Regions from separate parts of the Homo sapiens genome. Here all the other regions are linked to region 2. The links are chromatin loops, found by intact Hi-C in ENCODE. Cell type or tissue: PC-3. All regions are shown on one strand.

What was found. Peaks named below come from ENCODE experiments on the same cell type or tissue, not always from the same donor. Only the 100,000 strongest peaks of a DNase experiment are listed, where the experiment ranks them.
Region 1: it touches region 2 in a loop (3-fold over the local background); 2 of 110 quality-filtered maps call a loop at or near these places.
Region 3: a loop joins it to region 2, with 6 times the contacts of the local background. A loop is called at or near these places in 2 of 110 quality-filtered maps.

What each region holds. Positions count from the first base shown.
Region 1 is chr2:173,850,919-173,858,918 of GRCh38, forward strand. No RefSeq gene overlaps it. Among named protein-coding and RNA genes, the nearest start is that of SP3, 110 kb to the right of the region's middle. In PC-3, no CTCF peak of the experiment used is centred here; DNase peaks (open chromatin) are centred at 553 and 4,133; H3K4me3 peaks cover 308 bases; H3K27ac peaks cover 721 bases.
Region 2 is chr2:173,567,783-173,575,782 of GRCh38, forward strand. It overlaps the pseudogene LOC100129456. Among named protein-coding and RNA genes, the nearest start is that of CDCA7, 220 kb to the left of the region's middle. RefSeq lists a silencer at 5,231-5,290. In PC-3, CTCF peaks have their summits at 479 (motif pointing left) and 3,727; a DNase peak (open chromatin) is centred at 3,809; H3K4me3 peaks cover 1,496 bases; H3K27ac peaks cover 2,882 bases.
Region 3 is chr2:174,075,219-174,083,218 of GRCh38, forward strand. It overlaps OLA1 (Obg like ATPase 1), which reads right to left. Exons shown (of 11, transcript NM_013341.5): 8 at 6,706-6,846; 9 at 5,934-6,030; 10 at 3,750-3,872; 11 at 1-309. The coding sequence ends at 208. Among named protein-coding and RNA genes, the nearest start is that of LINC01960, 54 kb to the left of the region's middle. In PC-3, CTCF peaks have their summits at 1,001 (motif pointing left) and 3,261 (motif pointing left); no DNase peak of the experiment used is centred here.

The DNA.
Region 1 (8,000 bases), 280 kb after region 2:
GTTTTCTTATTTCAATCTATTTTTCCTCTTTTGAAACCTGAATGTTATCCTTGTTAAAAATTGTAATGTAATTCCATGGTAATTGATACTGCAAAGAGGTTAGAAATACACACGCAGGCCTGCCTTTAGGGTACAAGGGGCTCGTCTTATTTAATTTAGAGCATGGCTCCTATACAAGAACAATACTGAATTTACAACCAAAATTGCATAAGTCTAGCATGTAAGTGATGTGTAAATGAAGTGCTCCCTGAACAGGCATTAAATGCGCGTTAAGAGGGAAGACCATAACAGTCCATCATTTCAATGATCCCAGCCCAAAAGTGCTTGAGTCACTTTGACACAACAGAGTGTGACAGCTTCATAGGCACTGTTTCAGGCTGCTGGGTCCAAGCCCAGTGGAAAAGTGCAAATGAAAATCGGCCCAACGAGTCACCGATGGCCGTGGCCCAGGCTCTGAGTGCCAGTTGGCACAGTCCATCACTTTTCCAGACTGGACTGGCCAACTTGATCCACAGGAGGGAGGATTTTACGTGATTTTGCTCTAAATAAATGATGAGCAACTGATGTGGAAATAAGCCAATCAGATAACTTTAGGTTTGAATCCAAACCCTGGGCAATGGTTTCCAGGTGCTCGCCAAACAGATAGGAACAGCCCCTGGAACAGCACAAAGGGAACAGTCTCTTGGGAGTTGATGTTCCAATCTTTGCCTCACATACGAAGGTATGTAGGGTGAATGCCTAAAAATTCATCTTCCCCTACAGGGATTCAGAATAAAAGCATTCTATCTTTTTCCAGTCCAGGGCTAGTATCTGTGTATCTTTCACTATAAAATGAGTCCCCATGAAACAGTCCAACTTCAGTTATTAATGAAGTAATACACCCATTCATGTAGGAAAATTGATCCAATGCTATTTTGGCAGGGATGAGATTGCTACACATCCAGGACCTACTACCAGGCCTTGACCATGGTAGGAACTCAAAATTATCTTACACAAGTCAACTTTGACTCATTTCTTAACTATCAAAGATGGATTTGCACCATCTATCCATGCACTTTTATTCAAAACCCTAAGCCTGCATTTGCACCATGTTTAGCTGGAAGTGGGAATGAAATCTATACCACAGGACACAATGTCATCATCACTTTGTGAGAACATTACCCATAATATGGCCTCGTTAGTATCATTCTCCACTGATATAATCAACCCACTGAAAATTCCACTTCTAGGTTATACTGTTGAAGAAACATATCTTAGACCTAATCATTAAATATCTAAGTGTTGGCATCAAAGAATATATTCCAGGAAATAAATATATACATATATGTACATACACATACGGCACAATCATCAGACCTCATATATTTTCCAAATAACCTTTTCAAGAGAAATGTAAACTTTTGCTATTTTTATAACATTTCTTTTTAAATATGTGAATACCAATAATGTAATTTAACTTTTTCTTAATATTTAGGGTTGACCTTAGAAATATAAATTAATATTATCTCCTATAACATAGTGGTGCTCTTGAGGCCTATTGATGTACATAAAACTCGCCATTTTAGTTACGCTGACAGACTTCAGTTCAGGAGGAGGGGGTGTCTGGTTTTGGCCACTTCTGTGAGCATCCCTGTCTCCTCCCTGAATAAGAAGTTGTCACTCCACCCTGCTGTCATGTAAACTTTTCTTCTCATCTCAATCCCTACCATGTCATTGGGTTTTTCTGCTCCTAAAATGCTATTGGAACTATTCATTCATTCATCTATTTATTCTACAAGCATTTAATGAGCCTCTATTATATGCCAGGCACTGTCCTGGGAATAGCATGAAACCAGTTCTTTTTTTTTTTTCTTGAGACAGAGTCTTGCTCTGTTGCCCAGGCTGGAGTGCAGTAGCGAGATCTCGGCTCACTGCAACCTCCACCTCCCGGGTTCAAGCGATTCTCCTGCTTCAGCCTCCCAAGTATCTGGGACTACAGGCGCCCACAACCACACCCAGCTAATTTTTGTATTTTTAGTAGAGACGGGGTTTCACCATGTTGGCCAGGCTGGAAACCAGTTCTGATGAAACCCACAGCTGATGGGTGGACAAGCAATTAGCCAAAGAATCATGCAAATAAATGTAACATCACCTCAGAGAAACAAGAGGGATATGAGGCAGTAGACAACCAGGAACTGATCAGGAAGGTCAGAGGAGACTTCCTTGTGATGGTTGAGCAGATCTCCTAAGAGTTCACTGGTGAGGAAGGATGTGGAGAGAAACACACGTGCCAAAGCCCTGTGGTGGGAGAGAACACAGAATCTGCCACATAGGAAGAGGAGCCCTGTGGCCAAGACCTAGGCCTTTTGGTCTCTAAGGGCAATGGAAGGCAGTTCAGGTGTATAAGTGGGCAGTTGCATTTTGAAAACACCATCTTGGCTGCAGAGTAGAGGACATTTTGGACATGGGCAAGCTTTACATCCAGTAGGAGCCTGTGGCAGTTAAGTCCAGCAAAAACGATGGTGGCTTGGCCTAAAGGCAGTATTCTCAGTCCAGGCTCCACAGAATTCTGTGAATTTAGGTGGGAAAACAAGCGTATCTTTATTGTCATCAACCGCTAATTGAAATTTAGTATTTCCTTCCGTTATAAATGTAGGCAGCAAACCTCAGGAGTATTAGCAGCATCTGTGACCTTGCTACCGAGAGAAATCACAGGTGTTTTCAGATCACATTACAGTTGCTGCAGATATATCAAGATATCATTTATACTCAGCCAGTCGCGGTGGCTCACGCCTGTAATCCTAGCACTTTGGGAGGCCGAGGCAGGCGAATCACCTGAGGTCAGAAGTTCGAGACCAGCCTGGCCAACATGGTAAAATCCCATCTCTACTAAAAATACAAAAATTAGCCGGGCATTCTGGTGTGTGCCTGTAATCCCAGGCTGAAGCAGGAGAATCACTTGAAGCTGGGAGGCGGAGGTTGCAGTGAGCCAAGATTGATTGTGCCACTAAACTCTAGCCTGGGTGACAAAGCGAGACTCCGTCTCAAAAACAAACAACAACAACAACAAAAATATATATATATGTCATTTATACTCATCACTACTTGAAAATTACTGCAGTTGTTAGGCCTGCTACTATGTCATATTACATAATGCATTTATAAAGAAGCACATATATTATTATAAGTCAAAATTATTAATACTTTGATAACTGTATTTTAACATAATTGGTTTTCTTTGTAATCCTGTGTTTTATTTAATGCATTATAAAGCCTTATTCTTTCTGCATTAGTTTGCTAAAAAAAATTAAAAAGTTAAAAATCTTACTTTAAAAAGGGGCACATAGGCTTCACCAGACTGCCAAAGGGTTTCATTGCAAAAAGTAGGTCAAGACTCCCTGCACGTGAAGAGTGGACGATTTGAGAGCTGTGTAGAAGGTCAGTGTGGCATGACCGAAAGGTGAATGGGCGCACCCAGATGAAGGGAAAGAAGGTGCCTGGGAGAGTTTCTAGAGGTCTGGTTTATGCAAGTGGATGAGCAGTGGCGCCTTCAATCAAGGAAGAAAACACTAGAAGAAGAAGACCATAAGAACATCTATGGGTAAAGCACAAGGGCTTTCGTCACTGGGCTCTGGGCATCTCATTTGGTCATTTTTTTCCCCTCACTTTCTGGTTCTCAGCCAAATTGTAGATAGTTGAGAAATATTGGGAAGTCGGATGTCACCATGAACAGATACATACACATATAAACAGAAATCATTATCAAGAAAATTACAGGTTTCTAGTCACAATTTCCAGTTACAAGGTATTTTTTAATATTTACAAATGAAACCATTATCCAAAAGCTGCCTTTTCCTCTCTAGTACAAGATTGCTTCCCAAGGGACTGCATTTCTTTTCCTAGAGGACACCAGTTTTCATTAAAACCTTGAAGGAAGCAATGGATGTCATCGCCCCAAGTCTTCGTTTACTAGGTCCCGATCTCCATTCTATTTATTCAAGACTACCACAGCTCCTTCAAAAAATCAGAAACATCAACCCAAATATCCTCATTATTTCTGTTTCTACACAAGAGCAACATATTGACTTTGCCAAAACAATTAAATTTAAGCCATGAGTCACCAGCCAAACAGTCCCCTTGGTGACTTCATCCAAGCCTTCCTCCTGCCAGCTGTCCCTCCTGCATCTGTCGAGTCCTGGGCAGGGGAAGGGCTGCAAACAAGACAGATTAAATTCTGTGATATGTCTTCATTTTTGTTGCCTTAGAATTTGTGGAAACCTTCTAAACACAAATTGATTCCAAATCAAGTTTTGAATATCGGAGTCAGGGAAATGAACTATTGATTTGCCCTTGGCTCTGCAGAACTCAATCAGAATTTTCTCATTTTCTGCTGTTTTTTTCCTTTTACCTGTGGAAGGAACACTTCGGGCAAGAACCAATTCCAAGGCTGGTAGATGATGTTTGAGAAATAGTGGCTCTCCTCACCCCTGTCATTCTCAGGTGTCGATGCACATGTGTTGGCATTTTAACTTTTACAAATTTTTTTCTATTTATTTTCTTTTACCCACTCACCAGGCCCTAACTCCCTCCTACAGAAAAATCCTAAAGATATTAAAACCATAGGAGATTTTCTTTTTAATATACCCCATCAAGAACTATGATTTACACTATGCTGAGTGAAATCCATTTCAGATGTCCTGCTTCAAGTTTCTAGAATTTAATACAAACTTAAATATCTTATTGGATTAATGCATCCATTCAGTGTTCTGCTGTTACTTTGATCATGTACTCAGACAAAAAAATTTTCTTCAAAGGAATTACTACTATAAATAGGCTGCTTTGTGAGAGAGCCAGTTCTGCTACATACTAGAAAACATTTCAACAAAAACATTTGTATCAAACTGGTTGGTTTTTAAAGAACTTTTCCAGATTAAAGTCAGCCTGGCAGACTGGACTGCTTAGCAGTTGGACAAATTTAGCCAGGCTGCTAGACACATTTCTCAAACTTTTTCTAATTTCCTGTTACGTAAGTAATATACAGTGAACGTCAAAGTAGGAGAGAGGAAAAATAATACAGCATCCTTATAAATATCTACCTCACATACACAATGCAATCTACATTCTGGGATACAGAAGGCACATTTGCTCAACTTGTTTAGTTAACAAAGCAAAACAAAATCTTCGTATGTTAAAACTTGATCAATGGTTAGCTGCAAAGCTTCAAAACCCAAACCAGCAAAAAAGAAAAAACAAAAATTACTGGCTGATACCTGGTTACAGGAAGAGGAGAGCCTCATGCATAACTGCAACCAGGGCCTCTAACCCTGTCAAGGAGCTCTCTCCCTTTCTCTCATCCTTTGTCCTCTCTGCTTCTCTCTGCGGGCTGGCTTCATTCTTGCAGATCACCTTTATCTACCCAAGGCTACAATCAGAGCTACTTCTAAGTCATATTTTCTCAGCATCAAGACAAGAAAGTAAAGAAACTCTTCTCCTCTGCTACCAACTTCTGTTTTTTAAAAATGGCAAGGAACGACTCTGCTGGGTCTAGTTTAGGATACATGCCCCTTCTCAGAGCAATCATTGTTGCCTAAGAATATGGTGGTATAATTGGCTTGCCCATGCCAACCTCACACCCAGCAACAATCACAACACCAGGGAGTCAAGGTCAAATTTTAAAGTGCAACTCCCTTTTGCATCCTGTATTAGACCAGCAGTTTCCCAAAACAGTCTCAGAAGGAAGGGAGAGAGCTTAGCAAACAAAACAATAAATGCTCACCCTAGGTATGTGGCAATCATAACTCTACAGTTTCTACCAGGTAAGATTTTGCCCTGGTTTGACATTTAAGATACCAGAGAGCAACTTAAATTACTTTATATCAAAGATGTTGTTTCTCTAATATAAAATTATAATTGTGTGAATTGTTAGCAATGATTCAACATGAAAAGAAATAATTTTATAGTGACATTAAGTAAATATATTTTCTCCATTTCTAGTATTCTCTGATATTCAAGTACTAGGTCTTTCTGGACATAAAACATTGAAGTGTCTTTTCTTCTCTCTCTCTCTTCACTTACAATAGGCTACACTAATAATTTTAGAGAGCCATGAATGATCTTTCCACATAATAATAAATGTTCTAGAATTGTTCTAATTCAGCAATATCAGCAGTGTCCAAAAGCTAAGTGAAAATACCATAAACGTTGAGTGGAGATGGCCATTTCCTTCATCACATATGCATAACTGTGCAATCCTAGGAGCCAATAGAAAGGCAGCTTTTCCACTCAGTGTTGGGTACCACAGGCAGTTGACCAGAGGAGCTGGAGGCTAGCCCAGCGCCACCACTAACAGTGTTGCTGTCACTACTCAGGACCATCGTTTCCTTGCCTGTAAAAATGATGGGACTGGCCAGGCACGGTGGCTCATGCCTGTAATCCCAACACTTGGGAGGCCGAGGTGGGTGGATCACTTGAGGCCAGAAGTTTGAGACCAGCCTGGTCATCATGGTGAAACCCTGTCTGTACTAAAGATACAAAAATTAGCCGGGTGTGGTGGCGGGCGCCTGTAATCCCAGCTGCTCGGGAGGCTGAGGCACAAGAATCACTTGAATCTGGGAGGCGGAGGTTGCAGTGAGCCAAGATTGTGCCACTGCATTCCAGCCTCAGTGACAGAGTCAGCTCTGTCTCAAAAAAAAAAACAAAAACAAAAACAACAACAAGAAAGACTAGAGTAGATGAACTTTAAAGTTCTAAGCTATTAAAATTCCAGTAAAGATTATTGCTAATTTTCACTTTAAAAAATTAGAATTCTAGGCCAGGCGCGGTGGCTCACGCCTGTAATCCCAGCACTTTGGGAGGCCGAGGTGGGCAGATCACAAGGTCAGGAGATCGAGACCATCCTGGCTAACATGGTGAAACTCTGTCTCTACTAAAAATACAAAAACAAAATTAGCCGGGTGTGGTGGTGGGCACCTGTAGTCCCAGCTACTCAGGAGGTTGAGGTGGGAGAATGGCATGAACCCAGGAGGCGGAGCTTGCAGTGAGCCAAGATCATGCCACTGTGCTCCAGCCTGAGCGACAGAGCGAGACTCTATCTAAAAAATAAAAAAATTTAAAAAATAAAAATAAAAAATTAGAATTCTAACAGAAAAGAATGACATAGTTGTGACATAAAAGAGCATTTGCCAGGTGCCAGTGGCTCATGTGTGTAATCCCAACACTTTGGGAGGCCGAGGCGGGTGGATCACATAAGGCCAGGAGTTAGAGACCAGCCTGGGCAAGATCTCTTCCCAATTTTTAAAAAATAAATAAAAGAAAAAAAATAAAAGGGCCGTTTTATTTTAATCTCTTAACATACAGCTAGTTGTCAGTCTCTTGCTCATTAAATGCTTACATGGCCCCTTGCCACCTTCGGGGCTGGGTGTCAGGGATACAGATGAGCAAGCACGTTGCAGTCCAAGAGCTGTGGAGGGGAGACAGCGTGTAAACAGATCATGAAAGTGCAATGTCAAAAGCATTCTAAGAAGGTAGTAGGCAAAGAACCCAGCGGGGAGGTGGCGAACCCTCCCCCACGATGACCTAACCGAGGAGGGTACATTCAAGATGAGCCTAGAGAATCTGTATAGTTAGCCAAGTGTGAAGGAAGAAAATCTGGGCAAGGGAGGAAGCATGTGCCAAAGGAGCTCAGCAGGTTCTGAGAAAGGAAGTCTGGTCAGAGTGGGACAGGTGTGGGGCAGAGATGAACGGTGAGGCCAAGGGACTTTCTCCTGTTGACAGAGAGAGCCGCTGAAGGGCCTCCCACAGGAGCTCGGCACACACAGACCTGCCTCCTAGAAAGTGCCCTGGCAGCAGTGCAGAATGTGGATCAAGGGAAGAGTGGCCAAAGGCAGAGACAGTCAGCCATCACAAAGCTCCTATATTCATTGAATGAGCTGATGAGGATCTGGGTTAAGGCAGTGGCAGGAGCAAGGGAAGAGAGGGCAGGGGCTGCTGAAGGAGGAGAAGGTTTTCTGCGGCCCATTAAC
Region 2 (8,000 bases):
CCTCTTCCCAGCCACATTGTGTTGGAAGGCCCCAAGGCACTGAAATTAGCAATACCAGCTTCTCCAGCCACACTCCCTCCCTAGGTGACTGTACCAATGCCACTCTCTAACATGGTTGAACAAGGAAAAAACCCAGGAATCACCCTGACTCCTCTCTTTTTCTTATATCAGGGTTCATTAGGTCCCATCGGCTCTGCTATTGACTTCAGGAGTGGAAACCACACTTGTCTCTTGTCTGAGCCTTTTCATGAGCTGCATTAGGCTGAATATAAGAAAAATCAAGGAAACAACCAGCCCAAGGAATAAAAATGTGGTTGGCACTGATAACATGAAATCTGGGGTGTTGCACATGCTTTCATGTTCTAATTTGCTCAAAATGCTATTGTACCACTGGCGTCTTTGCTCCAGCTAGGGAAGAAAGGGCAAATAAGTAGAGAAGTGACCACTCATGGCACATCCAGTCATTGCCTGTTGCTGCCCCCTGTAGTCCACCCTCGGAGGTATCAATCACAAGAAGGTACTGGCCAAGAGGGCAATGAGGCAGGCCCAGAATCTAGAACAGTGCTGCTAGTATTGGTAGCTAGCAGTCATGCATGGTTACTGAGCACGTGGAATACAGCTACTCCAAATGGAGTTGTGCTATAAACATAAAATGTATGCCAAATTTCAAAGACTTAGGACAACAGCAAAAAAGAATGTAAAAACATCAATAATTTTTTAAGCTGATTATATGTTGAAAAAAGTTTTTGCATATATGGGTTAAATTAAATGTTGTTAGCATTTTATCAAAATTAATTTCACCCTGTTTCATCTTTTTAAATGTGGCTACTAGAAAATTTAAAATTATATAAGCAGCTTGCGGTGTATTTCTATTAGAGAGCACTGGTCTAGAAAGTCCAATAATTGGGGTTTTAAGAAATCTAACAGCGTTTTAAAATTTCAATGATATGTTGTCCGTGAACACTAATTCCTGAGAAGTTTCCATTATTCAAGAAACGTTCAAGGAATGAAAACCCTACATTTGAATAGTCTTCCAAGTCCAGAGCCCTCATAGGGGAACACCTTTGTTCTCTAAGAGTGAATTTAATTTCCTAAACTCTTTGCTCATTTATTCAACAAACATCTATTGAGCACTTACTATGTGTCTGATGCAGCTAGACGGTGATGCATATAGAGGGGAAAATGAAAATCTCCTCATCTCAAGAAGTTTATTACACTGGGGATATAGATACAGAAATAAATATCCAAAAGAATTTTTCCAAATAGGAGGTGTACAAAGAATGAGGAATGTCCATTCACTTGGAGTCAGACCTGATGAATGAAATAGATGATTGAGTTAATGTTCAAAGGAAGGTATGAGTGACTCTACAGGAAGGACACTGATTGTCTTTCACAGCTTCTAAACAAGATGGACCAAAATTGGGAGAAATGGCTGCTCCAGTGTTCGAATAAATGTGTCATTTAGCCTGCTAAGGTGCTCACTTGGAAAGGGACAATGCTTATTTTAGCTTTTAAGTATTCCCATATTTGTACAAATAAAACCCTACACTTTTGTTCTGCTCCAGTGCCTCCTGCTCAGCCCAGAGTTCCCATGAACCAGCTATGCTGGCTCTGGGTGAATGGGAGGGATGACCAGGGATGGAACCTTAGGAGACAGCTGTCAGGGGTTAGGACATCTTGTACAAGATGCTTAGTGGACTGGAAGGGGAACCAGCAACGTCTGCCTCTGTACTTTCTTATTCTCTTAGAGAAATGTGGAAATAATATCCAAGGGTCCTCTCAAAAAACCGAACACCGCATGTTCTCGCTCATAGGTGGGAATTGAACAGTGAGAACACATGGACACAGGAAGGGGAACATCACACACCGGGGCCTGTTGTGGGGTGGGGGGAGGGGGGAGGGATAGCATTAGGAGATATACCTAATGTAAATGACGAGTTAATTGGTGCAGCACACCAACATGGCACATGTTTACACATGTAACAAACCTGCACGTTGTGCACATGTACCCTAAAACTTAAAGTATTAAAAAAAAACACACATGAACTTGCACTGTGAAAAAAAAAATATCCAAGTGTCCTCTAATCTAGGCCATGGCAACCTGTCCTATTGGACAGTTAGGAAATTTCTCTTATCCCAATACTCAGTGTATGAAATTCATTCTACATAGACTCCTACCGTGTGCCTCATAATCAGTTCTATTTAAATTAAAATGTTTTGAAAGAGGAATTACTCTGGTGATTAGGACAGACTAGGGAATGCCTCTGCTCATTTTTATTCCAGTATGAGACACACCTATAACTGAGGGCACTGACCAAATGGGTAAGAGAAAGCAGAACCAAGCTTCATGGCCTGGAATTACAGACTTGTCTGGCTGATGTTCGGTCACACAAACATTTTCTCATACTGGTAAATGTCGACATCACCCAGAGGGTGCTTGGTCAACTCCAGTGCAAACTATTAACCACATTAGAGAAAATAGCCCTGGAGAGGTATCGCTCAACCGTTTTAACTTCAAAAGATGTCATGAGAAGAGCCACAAATTATTATTGCTGACAATTTGTACAATATGTCCCTGGTGAAATGTGTGTGTCCCTACACTGCACCATTTTACATAACAATATGAAATATTAAAAGGGAAAAACGTTTTGTAATAAACAGCAGTTTTGCTGATTGCGGCTGATTATGTTAAGCAGCTTGTACTGTGGGTGTCAGAGGAGACTTAATAGCTCCTATAACTAATCTCCACGACTGACCTCTCCCCTCGGCTGATGAAGCCTATTCAAAAATCTGCTGCCCTTTGCTCATTTTCAGATCTTATATTTCTGAACTGTTTGGATCGTGCATATATTTGCTAAAGTTGTTGTGTACAGGATTTGTGTGTGTGTGTGTGTTTAAAAAAATATACAATCCATGAAGAAAGATTCCTGCCAGGGCTGTCTTATGCATTATTTAAAAAAAGGAACAAACTACACAAACAGTAAAAACAACGCATATTTACAACATTCATATCAGATACTGTGTCATTTATTATAGCTTAAGACCGTTTCTGTATTGAAAGTGTGCGAAGAAATATAGGGCCAACATTTTTTACTCTAACTTTAAAATAAAGGGTAAAGGATGTCTTTCTGGGGAAAAGCGTCATCTGGGCCATTTCATCAGCCTCGATGGCTGGTACTTAGAAGCAAAGTGCTATTCAATCATGAAGCAATTTCATTTTTCTGATAAAAGTTTTTGATTTAAATGGAATTTCATAGAGAACATTTCAGAGTATAGAGAACTCCTCCATCAGTAAGTGCAGATAAACATGTAAGTGCATATGTGTAAGTGTCTATGATTAACAGTTTGCTCTTCCTCTGTTACCCAAATCCAAGGATGTTTACAAAGCCACAGGGGAAATGTGGAGGTTGGTAAGAGCAGCGCTTTAAAGAGCAGAGACGTCAGTCCTCCCCACACTATTCAAATGCAGCCATCCTGGGGAAATAAAACCAAATAAAGACAAAAGAGGGAGGGAAAAAATCAACAATTCAAAAAGTAAAGTGTGTGAATCTGACTTGCTAGAGAAAGGGGTAGACTCAGTACAACAAGGTCACAAAAAGGTGCAGCCTTCGATGAGACAAATACCGGCTGAAGCTGGCTGATAAATATTTCCTGTAGGATCTGAAGCAGGTTGTCACCAGCAAAACAAAAATCCCTAGGGGGCAGTACATAATTAACAATTTGAAGATGTGGCCGCGTGTCATTGTCTCAAAAGGAGCCAGGGAATCCTGCCCCCAAAAGCACAACCCGAGTTCCCATATTAATCTTACTGTTTCCCTATAAACGAATATCAGTGTTTCCCCAGAGGCTCAGAAGACGCCTTTGCTCTGGGCTGGCAAATGTCTCCTGGCTCATGGTGTCATTTTCCTGTGATTTTAAATCAGCATCACCAAACCTGTTCCTCTAGTCTGAGCAAAATCACACAGCATGTTTAGGAAAGCAAACAAGTATTTTTTTCTATTATCAAAGACATGAATAAAATCGGGACTGAGAGAAGAAATCTATTTACACAGGGTGCCTGAACGAGTGTTTAAAGACTTTTAGAACAGTGACTCTCTAAAAACAACTGACCTTCAACTAAATTGCACCCACACACCAGAACAAAAACTCGGGAGAGATTAACAGAAGTCATAGAGAAGTTTTGGCGTGGTTTAAATATTTCTTCGGTTTATTTCAAGACAGGTTGGAGTTTGGAAGGAGGAAGAGGTTAATTGCCAGAGGTTAATAGAACAAGGAAATACTGAACTTAATCTTGGGGTGGTTCTGGCATTCACTTAAGAGAAGTCAGCAATATTTCCCAGGGGGTAGATCCAGGACAATGCCAATTTCGAGTTTGTTCTGCTGCTGAACCTTGGAAGCAGTGTGGACTACTGCTCAGAGCAACAAATTTGGAGACAGGAGACCTGGGCCACATTCCCACCTGTGACTGAAAGTGGGTGCTCCTTGGGAAGTTTCTCAGATTCTCTGTGTCTTGGTTCCTTCAATTGCAAACTGAGTTCAGATCACTTGCCACCTGCCTACCTAATCAGAATATTGTGAGGGTTAATGAGATTGCACTTGCAAGGTGATTGCCTCATCATATAACTCCAAAGTATTATTATTCATCATAAAGACACAGCTGCAATATTGTATATTGTTACATACCAGATGCCATGTTTCTATTTTTAGCAACCTAGAAATGACAGTGTCTTAGAATTATACAGTGGGAGGGGCCTGGCAATATTACCTGCCCCAAGCTCTGTTCTGGGTCAGGTGGGTGTCTAACCAACCAAAGATGGCTGGCTGTTCAGTCTCACTTTATGTCTAAAGGAGGAAACTCTTCAGCTCGCCTTTCAGAGGAAATTCCAGTGTTATCATTCTGATGGTCAAGAGTTATTGCTTAAGTCTGAATTCTCCCTTCTGTTTTAATTAAAATAATCTTTTTCATTTATTAATATGTATGTGGGTCTCCTTCATGTAGTGATCTTGAGGGGCAGAAACCATGTCCTATGCATTTTTATATTCTTTAAGTCACTTCCTGGTAAGGCAGTACCTAGTAAACACTCAAGAAATGCACTTTGGATTGAATTCAGTTGTTTGTAACTATGTGGGCAGAAAGAAAAACACTGATAGCACATTTCATACTAAGAGCATGGGTCCTGCAGTCCTAGCCCCCTGGAGGCTCAGGCTGGAGGATGACATAAATACAGTTCTGGGCTAACAGGTGGTGTGGCTATGGTGTATGTGCCCACATTTGGAAAGGAAGTTGCACTTCAACTTTCTTTTCCCTAAGACTTTCAAAAAGCCCTGTGGTTTGTGCTATGGCCTGAGTGTTTGTGTCACCTCAAAATTGATATGTTAGAATGCTAATCCCCAAGGTGATGGTAGTAGCAGGTGGGGCCTTTGGGAGGTAATTAGGTCATGACGTTGGAGCCTCTATGAATGGAATTAGTGCCCTTATAAGAAGACACGAGAGAGCTTGCTTCCACTCTCTCTCTCTGCTTTCTGCCCATATGAGGATGGCACGAGAAGACAGCCATCTGCAAACCAGGAAGCAGGCCCCAAACACCAGATCTTCTGGAGCCTTTTGGACTTCCCAGTCTCCAGACTGTGAGAAATAAGTTTCTACTGTTTATAAGCCATCTGGTTTATGGCATTTTGTTACAGTAGTCCAAACAGACTAGCACAGTTTACCCACTAGTGTTTTATGCTCTTAGATACAGTGATTAATGAAAGCTTCAATCAAATTTTCCTGGTTTTCAATGCTGTCTGGTCTATAATTACTATATTAATTCAACCCTATCTCCCATTCTTCCCTCTTTTTTTAAACTTTTATTTTAGGTTCAGGGGTATATGTGCAGGCTTGTTATATAAGTAAGTTGTGTGTCACAGGGGATTGGTGTATAGATCATTTTATCATCCAGGTAATAAACATAGTATATGATAGGTAGTTTTTCAATCTTCACCCTTCTCCCACCCTCTCACCCTCAAGTAGCCCCAGTGTCTGTTATCCTCTTCTTTGTGTGCATATGTCCTCAATGTTTAGCTACCACTTATTAGTGAGAACATGTGGTATTTGGTTTTCCGTTCCTGTGTTAGTTTGCTTAGGATAATGGCCTCCAGCTCCATCCATGTTGCTGCAAAGGACATGACTTTGTTCTTTTTTACGGCTGTGTAGTATTCCATGTTGTATACGTACCACATTTTCTTTATCCTGTCTACCATTGATAGGCATTCAGGTTGATTCCATGTCTTTGTTATTGTGAATAGGGCTGCAATAAACATTCATATGCCTGTGTCTTTATGGTAGAATGATTTATATTCCTTTGGGTATATACCAAATAATGGGATTGCTGGGTAGAATGGTAGTTCTGTTTTAAGCTCTTTGATAAATCTCCCAAATGCTTTCCACAATGCCAGTGCCCATTTTTTTAAAAGATGGGCATAACATTTGTTCACTTTTCGACTGAAAAGGAACCTCTGTCCTTCATAGTTTAAAAGAAAAATTCCACAAGCTCGAGTTCTACCTGCATGCCATTAGGGCTGGCTCCCTTACATGCAACTGGCTTTCACAGATTCTCTGTAAGCTTTTGGCCCCTGCTCTAGTATGGCTTTAACTTTTCCTATACAACTGAATGTTGATTGTTTTACAGTTCACATCTGATATTTTTCTGGAGAGACTCGTAGACACATGATGACCTCACTTTTATTGTCCTCTGGAGCATTCCTTCCTGTCGTGGAAATTGGCTTAGGCCTCCCCCTCCACCAGTGCTGGGTCCAGGTCTTGCTCTGCTGCTGCTGAAGCAGCTTCTGTAACACTTGGACCCCAAGAGGCAAGAGGCCCAAGGAGATGGGCAAAGGCATTGGGGCTCAGAATATTAAGGTCTGGGTTTGAAGGATGTTTTTGTTTGTTTTGGTACCTTCTATATTCCTTGCCAGTTCCATCCTCCTTTCAGCAGTAGTACTCTTCATTTCCGTTATACACTCTTCTATTTCTTTATAAACATCTTGAGTACTCTGGCTTAATTTCCTCCATTTTATACATTTCCATTTGCCCTTCGGCTCTCAGTGAAACCCTAAGATGACTCAGCTTGTTTCCTGACTAATTGGCTTCCACACTGCTAGAGTTTTTTATTAACTTGCAAAACTACCCTTTTGAATGGTAGTGCTGGATTACTTGGTGTGATGGCAAACTTTATGTGTCAACCTAGCTAGGCCATGGTACCCATATATTAGATTGGCCAAACACCAGTCTATATGTTGGCATGAAGACATTTTGTAGATGTGATTAACATTTAAATCAGTGGGCTAGATTTTTACAGACTGCCTCATGGAATTTCTTGTAGTTCTTCTTGTCTTCTGCCAGCTCAGAGAACAGCTCAAGGCACTTCTTAACAATGTTTGTTTGAATGACTTTTAAGATTTTGCTCTGCTTAAGCATTTCTCGAGAGATGTTGAGGGGCAGATACTGAGAGTCAACCAAACCATGAATAAAATTGAGAAACTCTTGTGTCAACTCATCACAGCTGTCCATGATGAACACACGATGGACAGCTTGATGTTGTTCTTTTTCTTCTTGTTCTCAAAGAGGTCAAAGGGAGCCCGTTGAGGGATGAGTAGCAATGCTCTAAATTCCAACTGACCTTCTACAGAGAAATGCTTGACTGCCAAGTGGTCTTCCCAGTTATTGGTGAGACTCTTGTAAAATTCTCCATATTTCTCCTGGGTGACATCATGAGGGTTTCTGGTCCAGATGAACTTGGCCTTGTTTAGCTCTTCCTAATCAATGTATTTCTCTTTAATTTTCTGGTCTTCTTTTTCTTACCCTTACTGCTATCATCTGAGCCTACATCTTCAATCTTGAGCCTTTCCTCAGCATCTTTATTTTCCTCTTTTTTCTCACCTATCTCTTCTTTTGCCTCATTGTCACCGGTTTCCTTCTCTCATTCCTTCCCCCAAATAAAGAGTGATGGGATAGCTTA
Region 3 (8,000 bases), 510 kb after region 2:
CAAAGCTGTTCACATTTAGTGAACCTGCATTTCATGGGGGGGGGGGGGTACACAGTATTTTAATTTTAAAACAAATAAAAATAATTTGTTTGTCAAAGATTCCCATCTCCCCAACTTTATTTGTCGCATTGGTTTTCAGAAATTTTAATTTTTTAAAAATCAGATGCCTTTTGGAAGTTGTATGTTTATCTGAGCAATAACTAAATTTTATTTCTTCTTCGGTTGTTGAGGTGTGTTAAATTTGAAGAAGATAATATCTCCATCTTCAACAATATAATTTCTGCCTTGTTGTCTGTACTTTCCAGCAGCCTGCAAACAGAAAATATAGAGGAAATGGGTTATTAGTTTACAACTAAATACATGGGGTAAATGGTGGCAGCAGATATAAAAAGTATTATACTACTTGGGTGATATAAAAAAAGAAAAAATGAAATATAGGAAGGCATACAAGTTCAAAACTAGACTTGGAGAGAAGCAAAGTATTCTTGATTTGGGCAGAACTAGATTTTCCATATATACATAATCATAATGTATTCTCCACTAAATTGTTGGTACATAAATGTAATTATACCAATATCATTAAGTTTCATTACACGCTGTTTATGGTACATTTCTGATGTGTCTGCAAACATCCAGCAAGTCACTGTAACAAAACAGATCAAACCAGGCAGAAAGAAAAAGACTATATAACTAGTTAAAAGCTGCTTTATTTGCTTAAAGAAATCCTTTGGTGACACTGGTGATGCCAAAAATATAGTTGGTATAAGGAAAATTATGATCAGTTGTTGTGTAAGATTCTGAACTACTTCCTTGTAGTTTTTAAAATTTAGTCTTGACAATGTGTATACATAGAAGTATGTACTAGAATTCATCATACGGTTTCCTGACTAATGGCCCTAGTTACAAGGAGACTCTAACAGGTTGCAGTTGCAAAGACAGATATTTCTTCCACTTGTAAATTAGTCAGCAAAGCAACTGATTCCACCTGCTGGTATGCAGATCCAGACATGCAATCTGCTGGTAATTTTAATAGAAGCAAGCAGCAGTTCCAGAAAACCAGGTTTAGTCCATGGCATGAACTTTACTTTACCATAAGTAAAACAGGCTCTGCAGCACCCACACTTAACACTGCACACAGCTGACATGGTCCCACATGACCCCACCATCGACTCCTCAACAATAAGGACTTGAGGATCTTTTGGGGGAAATTCTCAAAAGTTTTTCCCTTCTGTTAGAATGTATTGAGAAGAAACCTTTGCCCAACAGGATTAGTGCTTCTCTTTGAAGATATTGATAAGAATGTTCAAAGCCAAGTGAAATTATACTAATCTGTAACAAAAACACTAATAAAGATCATACATCTGAGGGTAAAATCAACAAACCAGATTGCAGAGCCCTAGTAAGCATATTTTCAATTATCTAGACCACATATAAAACTGTCCTGATTTTAACAGAATATAAATATATGAAGAATATATAAAGCTTATTTCTAGAAAGCCAACGTAACGTACCCTACAATTAAAGGCATATGTGTGTGTGTGTATACATATATATTTATATTTATATATATTTCATATATATGACACATATGTGTGTGTGTATATATATAAAAATACATATTTTCACATGTTTTTATAAAGACATGCAATGTATTGAAGGCCATAAGCTACTTATTTCTAGAATCTATAGCCCACTGTTATAAAACTATATAGACAATATAAATCAAGTACATATTGACATGACATATTAATGTAACTTTATATACTTTGTTACCACTCAAGTTTACTATTAATTAAAAGTGACAGTGTTCCTTTAAATTCTCTAGAGACCATTTAATCCATTTCCACTGCTATCAGAAACACTGGTTGAAAAAAAAAATCAATACCCATTTGTGAATCTTGAGTATGTATTAAACAAGACACGTCTAACCAGTTCATTTGCACTTGAAAGCAGCCATCTGTAGAAGCCAGCTTTGCCTAAGCAGATATGATTGCTAATAATGTGATATCCCTGTAGACTACAAAGCCCACACAGAGCTATTCAGTATATAGTTCACAGCACTGGCATTAAATTAGTTATGCTGCACTGGTGTTAGAAATACATATACATACATACATACATACATACATACATACATACATACATACACACACATATACACAATTTTGCTCTCAAATCTAAAACCTACTTGATAATCTGCAAGTAAACATTTGTTGAATAAAGGAGCAGAGAGCAATTCCTAAATGCTTCATTTTACTTGGACTTCAAATTTTGAAATATTAGTTTTGGAGGTTAAAACAACGTAAAATATTTAATGGTATCCTAGGTGAAAATGTCAGAGTCAACCTTTTCTAATTTATAGTATAAAAGCTGCCAGTTAGTGGTAAATAGTCTTACAAGCAGGAAATATTATTTTATTGGATATTATAAAGTTTCTCTCAATTGTTAAAGGAAATATTTACAATTCATCTATCAAGTTTATTACAACATAGATCTACTAAGGATTGGTAAACAGGCTTACCATTTTAAGAGTATAAAAAAAGAAGCATCTGATCTCTGAATTCTAGTAATAGAAAACATCCTCATTTTTATCTTCCTTATGAAAAATAGATATGCCAACATGATGTAGCATGTTGACAAATAATCTGAGATTTTTGTTCGTCTAATTAGTATTCCTGACAAAGTTCAATCTCAGTATTTTTGCACACCTACCTATATCTATACAGATGCCACCATCAAAAAATTAACAACTGTGTTTACTTGTAAACTGTTATTCCTTCCACTCTTTCAAAAAAACAAAATGGTTCTCATTCAACATTGAACCAATTATACCAAGATTTTCCCCCTCCTCTTCCTGGTGTTCCAACAGTTCTATTAAAGTCCTGCTGTTCGGTATGACCTTTCCAATGATACCAGTGAAAATAAAGTAAACCTGAAATAAACTTTTTTGTATTCCTTTCAACTTATGAAATAGTAAACACAAGAATCTTCTTTAAATTCTATAACATTTACTATAGTAGTCTTCAAATATTAAATTAAATTAAAGAACCTTCCTACAATGTCAGTTTAACCAGCTAATCTGTCTATATTAGAGATTGCTAGATTTCTCTAAGTAACATCTAATAAATCAAACAAAATTAATTTTGCAACAGAATTTACATTTAACAAGTCATCTACTACTCATGTATAAAACTGCTTCACTATTAGTGTCTGCAAACCAAATTATCCTTATTAGCTAAAATAAAGCACAATTTTGGACCTGCCCTCTAGTGTTGAGAAAGCAAATCAAATCCCCAAGTATCTTTAAACAACAAACAAGTAAAACCATGAAGTTTTAGAAAGAACAGCTTTTATTTAACTAACTTTCTATCTCTATTCTTGAAGTAATTATAAGCATATATATTATACTTCAGCTATTCAAATGTAATAAGTACAATTTTTCATTGGCCATGAGTGAACAAATTCTTCGAAATTATTTACAATTACTTAAACCTAATTTATTTTATTTTCAATTATAGAAAAAAACCTCCACAAAACTACTGACAATTCACACATTTTTAAAATGATCTAAAAGTATGTAAACATCTATAGCTCTTAAGTCAGTTGATAGTAACACTAAACGCTGATCATCTTATTACTTTATTTTAGACTACACTCAGTTTAAAAGATAATTATCATTCATTTTTATCATGACTAACTTCGCATCAGTGGAAACATTGTGAAATACAAAAATAAAAACAATTCTTTACCTTGACTGCATTTTCAGAACCTTCCTCTTTAAAATCTTCGTATTTCATTACTTCAGCCATAATGAATCCCTTTTCAAAATCTGTGTGAATCTTTCCTGCAGCCTGAGGAGCCTTAGTCCCTTTCTTTGAAAAGAAAGACCAGAGAAAACTAATTGCATTTAAGATGACTGATTGTAAGCACAGAGTTTCTTTTCTCTGATCTGCAGTTGGGCTCAACTAGAACTTAGTTTAATATCTGTTAAGATGTCAGGTATATAATTAGTACATTTTCAACACTGGGTAGTATCTGTGCAGCAGATTTAGCATAGATCAGTAGATATTAAAGAAGCGTGGCTTTGTTTTTCCTAACAGTCATCCACTGTTTTATTGATTTAGAAGCAGTGGTCTGGTTTTGGTGTAGGTTTCATTTCGATTTTCTATTCTTCACAGTGGAAAAAAATAGATTTTTAAGTAACTTTCAAGCTGAATTATCAAAGGTTTTAAAAAGATAAAAAGCTCTCAAAATTTCAGCTCATCTAAAGAACATATAAAAATCAATATACAAAGGGACATTTTAAAGGCATTTCCAACAAATCATATTGGAAATCTACATTCAGCAAATAATTGTGAAACTCTCAAAAAATTTCGATAATAAAATTTTTGAACATTTTGCATAATATTCCCTGCCTCTAACCATCATGAAGGAAATTCAAGTTGATATAGGGAGAGAAATGTCTTATAATTAACCCATATGTTATATTACAAGGATATATATTCCACACACACATAACCATGGAAAGAAATTTGAGAAATAACGGTGACCTAAAGGCTGCTTAATAAAGCATGTTAAAGTGATAAGGAGTCTGACACTAGAAAGCACAGTTTTTACAATAAAAGATGTATTGGGTTAATATAGCTACTCACTGATGCTTACCTGACTAAATATCTTAGCACATTAAATCATGGATACTTACAATCAGTCTTAAGATAAACCAGCTTTCACATTTTCAAGCCCAGAACATGCTATCTTTCCTACCTCCACATACTTAAGTTAGAAAGTTTTAAGGCTTTAAAATACATCTTTAAAATATATAGTAAAAATAAATCCTGGCAATTTGTTTACCAACTTGGATTTGCTTTGACATTATTTTTAAAATCTATATAAAAGGACCTTGGTTAGAAGTCAATCAAACATTTTTTTACAAAGGGGAGAGGAGATAAAAGAAAAGTAAATCTCACATTCACACAAGGCATTTAACATTATGTTAACTGCCTCCATGTTTCTATCCATATTAAATCAAAATACATGTAACAATAAATTACAGTAGTCACTGAAAACAGGAATCAAAGCACCACTAAAATTTATCGTGTAGCATATATTTAAAAAGCATAATAAAAGACTGAATAAGACACTATTTCTAAAAGTTCTGGTATTATTTTTATATTCTGTAACATACTATTTAGGATCACATATATTTCAAAATATTTTTCAATAGTAACTACTATGTTACAATATATTTAAATTTAAAAGCAAACCATTACAGTTCAGTTTCTATTGTCCTCTGGGAATAAATTAGTCATTCTCTCTGTTGTATTCAGTATACATCAATTTTTAAAATACATATCACATTTTTAAAGAAGTAAGACTGAACATATAACACTGAAAATAAACATTACTTCTATGAATTCAAATTTAAAAAGGCATGAATTATTACACGTTGAGTTTAGCTTTTTGAGCCCAACTGTGTATCTATGAAGAGCATAATGATGTCATATTGCTTTTATTGCTGAAAATGTAATCCGAGCAAAGCAAAGGAGGAAAGAACCACCCGCAACCCAAACAAACTTAGCGAATACAAAATGAAAAGCAACATCAATTTCACTGCAGACAAACCCAGTCACACAGATTAAGCAAGCACAATACTGGTGCGTCTTATCTCTGACCACAGGAGGAGGGTAGACAGATTCTACAGGATGAAGAAATTCAGACTATGTAATAGGCAGAATCAATTGTTACCTGCCTCAATCAATGCCGCTCCACTTTCACTGTTCAGCAGCTCACAAATAATTAAAGTTATCCTGGACAAAAACCTCATCTGTAATGACTAGCTAACCGCCACCATGACAAACTTCAAAGTCAGTGATATCAATCTGAATTCAATAGTGTGGAACTGGATATAGCTGATGAATAAGTATGAATCTTACCCTGATGGTCCATGCACGCACTTCATCTGGGCCTGCAGTGAAAAAGTATTCTAGTTGGAGTGCTGCAAACCCAGCCTTAATGATCTTTGGCAAAGCACTGAAATCAAATGAAACAAATTCACCCAACACATAAGTTGATTGTGCCAGAAATTGGTATAGAGCTAAAATTATTCATTTCAAGCAGAAAATGTTAAAGATAGTAGTAAATGACCATTCATCTTTCAGAATACACTGGAAGGGTTCAGAAAGCAAGTAACTGTTTTTAAAAACCTCTCTTCTAAAATTGGTTTTAATTGTATTAGCCTGAAGATATTATTTTGAATTGTTTGCTATTTAAAAAAAGAAAAATTATGACTATTTTCATCCAAAATTAATTATTTCCAGGACCTGGCCATAAAAGCAAAATTATTTGATTGAAATCTGATATTTAAACAATATATTACTGTTACTCAGAAAAAATTATGGCAACTGATTCACCCTTTCCCCTCCCCCACTGAACATGACGAAAGAGTTTTGGCGATCATTCCTTCTCAAAAATATACATAACTAATACCTATGTTATAATTAAAACACTGTACGGAGATGACAGATGACAGTTAAAAACTTAATTTAAAATAAATCTTTTCACTCTGTCTCATGGTAAAGAAAGGAGAAGATTCCCTCTTTATAATGGTAATTACTCTGTCATTTATTATTCTATCAGCGCAAGCAATTAAATTACTGCAAGGAAATAGTTGATAATAAAGTGTAGGGAAAATGAATGCTAATTAACCTTTGTGTCATGTTCGCTTCCAGATACTTCTGTCTCTCCTCAGCACTCAATTCTTGCAACTTGAGTTCCAAGGCCCCACTAAAAGGAATGACCAAAGCACCTGGGTCATACTTGTCCACCCACTCTTTAATTTTTATCAACCTGTAGACAAAAAAGGGCACAACATTATCTTGTAGTGCATGCATGACTGTACCACATTCATTATTATCAAGTAGCACATACATATTCATAAGAATTGCACGGTTTTATGATGCCATCTTTTTGTATATAGCTTTCCAAGGTCAAGGCATTAACAGGCAGCAACTGCTTCAGGTATACGCCATAGTATTTTACTGTAACCTAGTTTTACTTTAGCACATTATCTATGGAAACTATTATACAAATATTTAAAAACTTTTTTTAGTTACACTAAAATTGTTCAGCATTAACACCTGTACCCTTGAATAAAGCTTCCATTTTATAATTTTTTGTTTTCCTTACTTTACAAAGTAAATTTTTAAAAGAAGACATAAAGTTCTGTTTGTACAGGAATCATACCTAAAAATACCAGCTAATTCTGAAGAGCCCTTCACAAATAAATAATTTGTTCCAGCCAGATATCTATATGCCTGGTTTAGTTCCTTCATGGACTAACAGAACTCACAGTGGTCACTAGTTTTGAGGAAGCTTTTTCCTAGCCAGAACAAGCACGTGCAGAAATACAGATTTACAAATATGGTTGATCACGTACGCAGCTGTATGAACCTGACTTTTGTGAGAACAAGAATAATAGAACTGCAGAGGAAAGAAATTCCTTTAATCACAAAGGATTTGGAAAGCCAAATCAGTTAGGAAACTGATCCTAGTTGTTACCTGAAAAGACATTATTGAGTCATTTTTTTTCCTTCCAAAGCATGGAGTATTTGGCAAAGTAGTAATTAGAACATAAATGAAATAAGTGTAGTGAATATATTAATTAGGTTCAGAGCCTAACACTTTCCTAGCTTTTTATTACTGGGCAGGTTACTGAACGTTTCTAAGCCTCAGTTTCCTCACTTGTAAAAATAGAGATAATAATAGTACATATTATATTGTAAGGAACCTAGAAAAGCCTGCAAATAGTAAAGAATTAACAGCAGTTACTATTATTAATTTTCCTTCTCAGATAATCATAGCATACATTCCTATGAATCTGGAACTGAGTTTAGTGTGAGACTATACATTCCATTAAAATTTTTATAAAATTATGCTATAGGCTTACATAATTCCACTAGACTGCTATATTTAGACAAAGGTTTTAATAGTTATTATGGCAA